Linked DNA regions of Homo sapiens: region 1 is linked to region 2. Evidence: read pairs that join two places in POLR2A ChIA-PET (ENCODE). Cell type or tissue: MCF 10A. All regions are shown on one strand.

Region 1 (5,000 bases), 64 kb after region 2:
TACAGAGATATAGATCAATGGAACAGAACAGAGCCCTCAGAAATAATGCCGCATATCTACAACTATCTGATGTTTGACAAACCTGAGAAAAACAAGCAATGGAGAAAGGATTCCCTATTTAATAAATGGTGCTGGGAAAACTGGCTAGCCATATGTAGAAAGCTGAAACTGGATCCCTTCCTTACACCTTATACAAAAATTAATTCAAGATGGATTAAAGACTTAAACGTTAGACCTAAAACCATAAAAACCCTAGAAGAAAACCTAGGCAATACCATTCAGGACATGGGCATGGGCAAGGACTTCATGTCTAAAACACCAAAAGCAATGGCAACAAAAGCCAAAATTGACAAATGGGATCTAATTAAACTAAAGAGCTTCTGCACAGCAAAAGAAACTACCATCAGAGTGAACAGGCAACCTACAGAATGGGAGAAAATTTTTGCAACCTACTCATCTGACAAAGGGCTAATATCCAGAATCTACAATGAACTCCAACAAATTTACAAGAAAAAAACAAACAACCCCATCAAAAAGTGGGCAAAGGATATGAACAGACACTTCTCAAAATAAGACATTTATGTAGCCAACAGACACATGAAAAAATGCTCATCATCACTGGCCATCAGAGAAATGCAAGTGAAAACCACAATGAGATACCATCTCATGCCAGTTAGAATGGCAATTATTAAAAAGTCAGGAAACAACAGATGCTGGAGAGGATGTGGAGAAATAGGAACACTTTTACACTGCTGGTGGGACTGTAAACTAGTTCAACCATTGTGGAAGTCAGTATGGCGATTCCTCAGGGATCTAGAACTAGAAATACCATTTGACCCAGCAATCCCATTACTGGATATATACCCATATGATTATAAATCGTGCTGCTATAAAGACACATGCACACGTATGTTTATTGCGGCACTATTCACAATAGCAAACACTTGGAACCAACCCAAATGTCCAACAATGATAGACTGGATTAAGAAAATGTGGCACATATCCACCGTGGAATACTATGCAGCCATAAAAATGATGAGTTCATGTCCTTTGTAGGGACATGGATGAAGCTGGAAACCATCATTCTCAGCAAACTATAGCAAGGACAAAAAACCAAACACTGCATGTTCTCACTCATAGGTGGGAATTGAACAATGAGAACACATGGACACAGGAAGGGGAACATCATACACCGAGGCCTGTTGTGGGTTGGGGGGAGTGGGGAGGGATAGCATTAGGAGATATACCTAATGCTAAATGATGAGTTAATGGGTGCAGCACACCAACATGGTACATGTATACGTATGTAACAAACCTGCATGTTGTGCACATGTACCCTAAAACTTAAAGTATAATAATAATAAAATTTTAAAAAAAAACCTGCCATTTTGGTTAGTCCAGCCTAGACAAGCTGTGATTGCTCCATCTCAGTGAGTACATCCTCACATAAAAGCTCTACTATGGATTCTACTATTTGTTCTACTGAGTTCACAATAAGCAAATTACTCAAATCACCTGTACCCTCAGTTAGCGATCTAGGTGATCAGCCTTTCAGGATAGTTAACCAAGCAAACTACTGTTGCAACATGCCTCCCCGATCATCACTCCTCTACTTTCCACAAGTCTCATATCAGAATTAGTCTTATTACTTTAGAGACATAGCTCAGTTTGACTTACTACAATCCTTATTACAAGCAATCCTTATTTATAACACTAGGCTCAATGGCTTCAGCTTTACCCCCAAAATTAAACTTACATTCAAAGGGTGAAGTTTTGATGAATCGTAAACGTTTTAAAATGTAATGCCAATTTTGAAGGCTATTATCAAAACAGCTTTTTGAAAATTATTTGTAGTGGTGACCTCAATAGATTAACTAATTGAGCCTGATGATATACAGTAATCATGTGAAAGAGAATAATGTATATTTGAATGTTTATGTTTTGATTGGGTTGTTGAAGAAAAATCAGCCTTATATCCACATCCATTATTCATTGATTTTGATTTAACTATAAGATCCATAATCATTTTTCTAGGCTTTGTACCCTCAGTACCTAGCATAGTACTTGGTATATGAACTGTGTTTATGATCTACAGATAGCTATTGCAAGGATAAATATGCCCCATGTTTTTCTAATTTATTGGGGGTGGTGAAGTTAGGAAATATACAATATATTTGGCCTGTGAACCATAAATGATGATCACCTGATCTAGTTTTCTAAACTAAAAATTAACTGCCCAAATCCTTAAAAGGGAAAAAACTGGCTTATGACTTCAAAGAGAAAAAATCAAAGTTTGAGCAAAAGTCAAGCAAGGACACTTATGTGTCTCTTTGATCTGTTGCTCTTTCATATACCTCTTGGTTTTCAAAACAATACAGGTAAGAAAAAGAGATAATCGGGAAGAAACAGAGGGAGTGCCAGAGAAGTGAGAAGCTTATTTACTTCTGTTTACCCTATTATTACATTGAGAGAATATTCCTGTTGTTTGTGTAGCAAAGCAATTTCCCCCACCCACATAGAAAACCTTGGTGATTCTTTAACCATGGCTAAGTGCCAACCTTTCCACATGACTTGGAAGAAGCTTCAAGATGGTTTCCCTAAAGAAACTCATTGTGTAAATCCAGATGATAAGGGTAGTGAGATTGTTGGGACTTCTCTCTTCCTTGATGAAGTTCCTTCATAAGCTTATATAACTTTATCTGCTCGATTGCATGTTTTACACAGAACAGATCCTGCCATAGTAAGTGTCATAAATGGGGGTAGATAGTAATATTTTTCATTCTAAATATATTGGAATGTTGATTTTTCCAAATTCCTCATGCAGCATGATAATAGAACTTTAAAACCTCACATTGCAGCCCACTTTGGCAACTCTTCTCAGAGCTGTCAGGCCAGTACTCCACTGATAGAGTGATTTCACCAAACAAGGTGGGGCCTTTTAAAACATTACATCATCTCTACACACTGAGCCAAGGAAAGATCTTCTCATATGGTACCTCCAGAGTAGCTTGTCCAGGGAACATTTCAATGACTCAAAGCCATAATGATTCTACCCTTGCTTGAGAAAATATTTTGTGAGCTATTCATCTTGCTCTTAGGCAATATAGACATATTGAATTTTGAGCTGCACAAGACACTTGAGATCATTAAGTTCAACCCCTTTGTTTTTGCAACTAATCCAAGATGTAGTTGGTGAAAGAACTGGAACTAAAACCCAGGTATCCTGCTCCTTCTACAACCTAACACTGATTGTTAATTATTTAACGTTAAAAAATGACTTTTATTTAAGAACACTTTCCTCCTCCATCTGTAATATAATAAAGGATGTGCTTTCCAAACAATTGCTCTCATGCCAGAAAGTTATTCAGTTCCATATTTCTTTTTTGATATTATAATATTTATCCATTTTTTTTAAATATGTAAAAAAAGTTTTCAGAATTTCTTCTAGGAAAATTGTCATTTAGTAAAAATTTATTGCACTTAAGTTTTTAAAAATACTACAACAAAGTGGAATTAATTTCACTCAATGAAATGTCAGTTACTCATTTTGGGACTATAGCTTAAGACCCCTACTGTAAAGTAAGACATAGCATAAAACATACGGACACTAAGAAATACCTGTATGTTTTTAAATCATCACTGGTAACTTTTTTATTGTACAGTAAACTAACAACCATCTTCTTCCAGTGACTGTGGTAAATATAATTTTGTTCCTCATAAGCAGTTTGTGCAACATTAGCCATCAAATGAGTTCCATCTTATTTCTTAGGATTGTTCATATAAAGTCCAGTATTTTCCCCGAAATGACTCTCTGTCTTTTGGAATTTTCTAGGGCTCTCCACTTATGAACAGCTTCTTATTAGTTCATCCTAAGAGAAAAGCAAAATCTCACTGGATAAAGCTTCCAGGGAATTAATTATCTTCTTTGTGCATAGCCACTATCAGGCAAGTCCTCCTGTTGGAATAGTACTGAAACTCAGTCTAGCTCATCCCCCTGTAACCTAGAGTGACAACCATAGGTTCAGAGTCACAGTACACCTGGGTTTAAATGCTGACTCTGCCCCTTAATAGCTCATCAACTTGGGCAAGTTAGGGAAACTCGTAGTGCTCATTGGTTCAGAAAGTAGCACCCACCTTTCAAGGGTGTTGTTAACGATTACATAAAATAATATGTATACACTGGTCCCAGAAAATGCCTAAAATATAGTAAGTTCTGAATAAGTGGCATTACTTATATTATTTCCCTTCAAACAACATGTTACTCCCTCCTTCCAATTCTTCAGTTACTGACAGTTTCTCACATTTCAAATGACCAAAACAATGCTGACTATTGGGTGGTTATATTTTGTCAGGGTTACTTTCTAAGCTAATTTACCTTCTTCTTTAATTTTTGCAAGTAACCCTTAGTTAATCACATTTGTGGCATGTGTTCATTACAGTAAGACTTTTCCAGCCTATTTTTCCCTTTCTAGAAGACCAGAATCCTTAATGTATTATTTCTTTAACCATGTAGACAGGGATTTCGGAGCTCCTTAAGATGAATTAAACCTACTACCATCCTTGCAGCAGAGCTTCCTTATTTTAGACAGCTGAAATGAGGGCTAAGTGTTTTATCACAGAGCAAATAATTGGCAAATCTGGATGTGGAAGCCAACAAGCTAGATTACCAGCTCTTTGTGACACTGAAAGAAGACTTCCATTGATTGAGTTCCTCTTCTTTGGGGTTTCAACAATACCTTAGTGAAAATTTGACCAGAGACAAGAGCACCTTCCTGTACTGAGATATGATGCATCCGCACACTCACAGACAATTCTCCATTGACTTTAACTGTGGAAAAGGGAAGCCTGGCATGCTGCTTAAGAAGGGCAAGTCAACCAACAACTGCACTCACTCCTAGCTTTCCTACAGAAACAGCACTGTGTCCATGTTGCTTAACCATTTCATATTTACGGAGTGGGTTGCCTGCTCAGAAATAAACTAGGTAATAATTATCCAACTT
Region 2 (5,000 bases):
TCTCAGCAACATCTAAAGTCAACTTTTAGGACAACATACTCTCACTGCTTTCTCCTACCTCACTACTACTAACCGCTCTTCTCCAGTATCCTTGACTAGATCTTCTCTTCTTGGCCTATAAATATTAGTGTTCCAGAGCTCTTTCCCCATAAGTCTTCTCTAAATTTTCCCTCTTCATGGATGAATGCATCCAAAGCCATGGCTGCAAACATCTAAATGCTGTTGACTCTCAAAAGTTTATCTTCAGACCAGACATCTTCCCTGTGATCCAAACTCATAGATTAAATAACTGACTTGACATCTTTATTAGAATGTCCAATATGCACAACAATTTCAACACAGACAATATAGAACTATTAATCTCACCCCCAAAAAATCAATTTCACCTCAAAGCCCCAAGCCTAAGAATCTACTTGATCCTTTTCTTTTCATCACACCCTTTGCCAGCAAGTCCTAACAGCTCTATCTCCCCAAATCTACGTTTCACCATTTGTACTGTTATTTTTTTAGCCCAAGCCACCTTTATGTCACTCCTGGAACATAATAACTGCTTTCTCACTCATCTCCTACATTTTCACCTCTTATAATACAGTCCACCTTGTACCGAGCAACAAGAGTTATCTTTCTGAAATGCATATTAGATCATGTCACATCTCTACTTGAAGCTCTCTAAAGATTTCTCACTAAAAGCGAAGTCTAAAATTTCCACCCAGACCTATAAGGCCCTTAATGATCTTACCTCTCTACCTACCTCTCCGATCTTACCTATCTTCACCCTCGGTTCTATTTTCTATATCTGGCTATACTGTCCTTCTCACCTGTCCACTAACAGGCCAGTTTATTTCTTAGCCCTTTTTCACTTGCTTTTGCTGGAATGCTGTTCTCTCAGGTCTTCTCATGGCTCATTTTCCAATATTCAGGTCTCAACTCAAATGACTCCTCCCAACCAAGGACAACTACTATCAAGCATATTGTTTTACCCTCTCCATAGTATATATCAATATCTGGATTTAAAAAAAAATATTTATTGTCTCTATCCTCACCCAATGCTCAGCTCCTTGAGAATTAAAGCTCTTGTCTTGCTCACATCTGTACCCTCAATACCCAGAACTCCCTTCCAGGCACACCAGTGGCAGTCAAATGGTTTTTGACAGACTGAATAAAGTCTCCGTAAGAATAATCCGAAGTAAATTATATTTTTCACCTCTGATGTTAAAGACCAGAGCTATGTGCCTGCTGATGTATTAAGCATCCAGACAGAGGACAAACAAGAAATAAAAGAGCCTATCCTTGCTTTTGAGTAATTCACAATGAATTGGAGGAGGAATAAAAAACCAACATAAGCCCAAGATACTAAAGATAACTGTTTACAAAGCAATCTATGAATAAACTTACTGTCATATAATATAAATTATATACATGGAGGGGTTATAAGTGTTGAGAATATGATAGAATTAGGAAAGGCGTCCTTAAAAGAGAATAATTTTTTGAGGCATATATTATCAATATCCTTTTACAGATGAGGGAACAGAGGCTTAGGCAGATTAAAGAATCCACCCAAGGTTAAAAACTAGGAAAGGAGTCAGGTTCAAGCAAGTCTCCTAATGTCAGAGCCCATTTTCCTCAGGAAATCATGTTTCTGCCGCTTCCTTATAACAAGAGCTAGCTACTCTGAAAGATACATCTAACAGAAGTAAGATTAGAAACTAAAAAAAAAAAAAAAAAAAAATGGAGCTGTCAAGGACATCTAGAAATCTATGCAAGATTCAACAGCAAAACTCCACCAATAATAAATGTTTACCCTGCCTTGGGTCTTTGGGTCTTTGAATGATAAAACAGGTAATCGGTCTACCAAGACAAAACTGGCTGGTACCCACAAGACACTGAGATTGATGAAATGGAAACATACGAAAAAAAATAAGCAGTTAACAAAGGAGTCTTAAATTGTATTCAAAATATTTTTAGAATTGGAATATTTTAAGAAATTTCCATAAAAGCTTTCTACCTCACTAAAATTCAAGCTGTCCACTCTAAATGGATGTTATTAACTAACTGTGTGAGAAAAGGATGTTGCGAATATGTGTGAGTATACACACATGTACACGCATGTATGCGTGTACTCATATCCTTGTATGTGTGGATGAACAGTCGTCAATAAATATTTGCATTTAACATATGTGATGAAAATAGGAATAAATTCATGGAGAGGTATTTTTAAAAATGGAATGAGCATGGAAATTAAAAAAGCATTAGAGAAGAGAAAGCAAATAAACCAAGGAGGCTATGTCAAAGATAAGGCAAAGACCAGATGTCATGGGACTTATATCATTATTAAGAAGCATTTACATTACTATTTTGGAAATTAAGGCCGGGCACGGTGGCTCACGCCTGTAATCCCAGCACTTTGTGAGGCCGAGGTGGGCAGATCACTTGAAGCCAGGAGTTTGAGACCAGCCTGGCCAACATGGTGAAACCCCATCTCTACTAAAAATACAAAAAAAAAAAAAAAAATAGCTGGGCATGGTGGTGGATGCTGGTAATCCCAGCTACTTGGGAGGCTGAGGCACAAGGATTGCCTGAACCCAGCAGGCACAGATTACAGTGAGGTGAGATCACACCACTGCATTCCAGCCTGGGTGACAGAGTGAGACTCTGTTAAAAAAAAAAAAAAAAAGAAAAGAAAGAAAATTAAGAAATCGTTTTACTGTCTGAGAAAGTAGCTAATGTGATTATAGTGGCTGGAGGGGCAAACTAATAGCTTACACATAATGTGTTCATACTTCATTTTTGGCATGTTTCATGGGAGAGCCATCAGGTCTTGTGTAGACATGCAAGGCTCTCCCAGCTGGACTGAGGGCAAAACCCCTATCTGAATCATCTTGCATTTCCCCATCAAACTATGTTGAGTGCACTTGATCTAGTGGGGCTCAGTAACTAATAAACGGAACTGAACTAAATTAAAACACATGGAATGGATCTGAGCTGAAATAAATTGGAATGGTCAGGGATGGAAGTTACTTATTATCCTTAAAAATTTTGTTTCTTTAGATATCGGAATACTTTAGTAACTTCTGCTGTGCCTACAATGAACTTGGAGCAATAGCTTTCTTTTTACATTTTTACTAGCTGTACTTTCCAAAATGCCTGTAATATACTCAACAGTAGTATTATCTACTTTACACACAAAAGGACCTGACTCATAGAGAGGGGTAACGTTATTTTTCACAGGGTTACTTTTACACCGCTACTACCTCAAAGGAAGTCAGTGAAACAGAAGGGATTTGAACTCAAAGTCCAACAGCATTACTTTTCATCATCAAAGTTCATTTTAAAATATTCAATAGTAAAAAGAAAATTATGCAATGTGCAAATAAACATATTTGATAGTCCAAAAGAAAAGAAAACCACAAACCACAAAGATGACTGCTATTGCATCTTTTTTGTTTGTTTGTTTGAGACGGTCTCTCTCTGTTGCCCAGTCTGGAGTGCAGTGGCACAGCCTGGGCTCACTGCAACCTCCACTTCCTGGGTTCAAGCAATTCTCCTGTCTCAGCCTCCTGAGTAGCTGAGATTACAGGTGCCTGCCACCACACCCAGCTAATTTTTGTATTGTTAATAGAGATGGGGTTTCACCATGTTGGCCAGGCTGATCTCAAGCTCCTGACCTCAGATGATCCAGCTGCCTCAGCCTCCCAAAGTGCTGAGATTACAAGCATGAGCCACCCGCGCCCAGCCACATCTTTTTCTTTCTAAAGGTAAACAGAGAACATGGTTCTCATCACAAGGCACAGAAAACAATTCAAATATATAAGCCTCTGCTGTGCAGTATGGGTAGGGATGATTTTGAAGAATGTTCATTCTTAGTCTAGTCCTACTATTGTGTTCATTATCCTAATAGCTTATATGTGGATGATTCTTCCTTGTCAAAGACAGCAAATAGGGCTTTCTTAGTCATCCTCAATAGTCCACTTAACTGTCTACCACAAATATTCTAGGTCCATCTGACAGTATTTCATTTCACAGTAAACCAACTTTTGTGAAGGACTCAAAAGGTATTTGTTTTAACAATTCAATCAAGTTTGCTTTCTAAAAAGGTTTGTCTTAAAAAGTGAAGGTTGTTTTCAGGATCATTTAAGTTTCAGACCTCATTTGTTGATACCTTATCTCTCAGAAACTTGTTTTTCAACCCAAACAAAACTAGTTATCTAGTCAAAGGTTTCAGTGGCTATTATTGTGTCAACAATCAAGACCCAATTATTGAGTAAGATCCTTAGAAAAAACAGAGTCACAAATAATTGTTAATTGATTTTTCTTATTTAACCATGGTAATTAAAATTTTTATAATATGCAATGTGACTTGTCTCATAACTACAAAGAGGAAAAGTAAAATTAATCAAATGTCTTTGCTAAGTTAGCAAAGGAACTGTCACTTCAGTCAATCTTTAAAAATGACTTCAAATTACCGTGGCTCACACCTGTAATCCCAGCACTTTGGGAGGCCGAGGTGGGCGGATCATGAGGTCAGGAGATCGAAACCATCCTGGCCAACATGGTGAAACCCTGGCTCTACTAAAAATACAAAAATTAGCTGGACGTGGTGGCGTATGCCTGTAATCCTAGCTACTCGGGAGGCTGAGGCAGGAGAATCACTTGAACCGGGGAGTCAGAGGTTGCAGTGAGCCGGGATGTTGTCACTGCACTCCAGCCTGGTGACAGAGAGAGACTCCGTCTCAAAAAAAAAAAAAAAAGGACTTCAAATTAGACATGACACATGGAAATGAGATGTTCACTTATAGTTTAAATATAAAGTATGTGTGTGTGTGATCAATTATGGGGTCTTAGTAAAAACCTTGTTGGTATAAGTAGAGGTGTGCTCAGATTAATGACATATTAAGCAATATATTTAAGAGGTTTAAGGATTAATATGCCAAAGAGCTCACCTTGCCTGCTAACCAACTAGAAATAAATAAGTATCCCCCATGTCAAAGATAAACAGAAAA

The links. ChIA-PET counts read pairs that join two places held together with the same protein. Peaks named below come from ENCODE experiments on the same cell type or tissue, not always from the same donor. Only the 100,000 strongest peaks of a DNase experiment are listed, where the experiment ranks them.
Region 1: POLR2A ChIA-PET joins it to region 2 with 7 read pairs; 4 of 35 experiments call an interaction of 5 or more read pairs at or near these places.

Annotation. Positions count from the first base shown.
Region 1 is chr12:39,488,103-39,493,102 of GRCh38, forward strand. No RefSeq gene overlaps it. Among named protein-coding and RNA genes, the nearest start is that of KIF21A, 47 kb to the left of the region's middle. In MCF 10A, no CTCF peak of the experiment used is centred here; a DNase peak (open chromatin) is centred at 3,009.
Region 2 is chr12:39,424,225-39,429,224 of GRCh38, forward strand. All of the region lies in intron 1 of KIF21A (kinesin family member 21A), which reads right to left. Among named protein-coding and RNA genes, the nearest start is that of KIF21A, 16 kb to the right of the region's middle. In MCF 10A, no CTCF peak of the experiment used is centred here; a DNase peak (open chromatin) is centred at 2,827.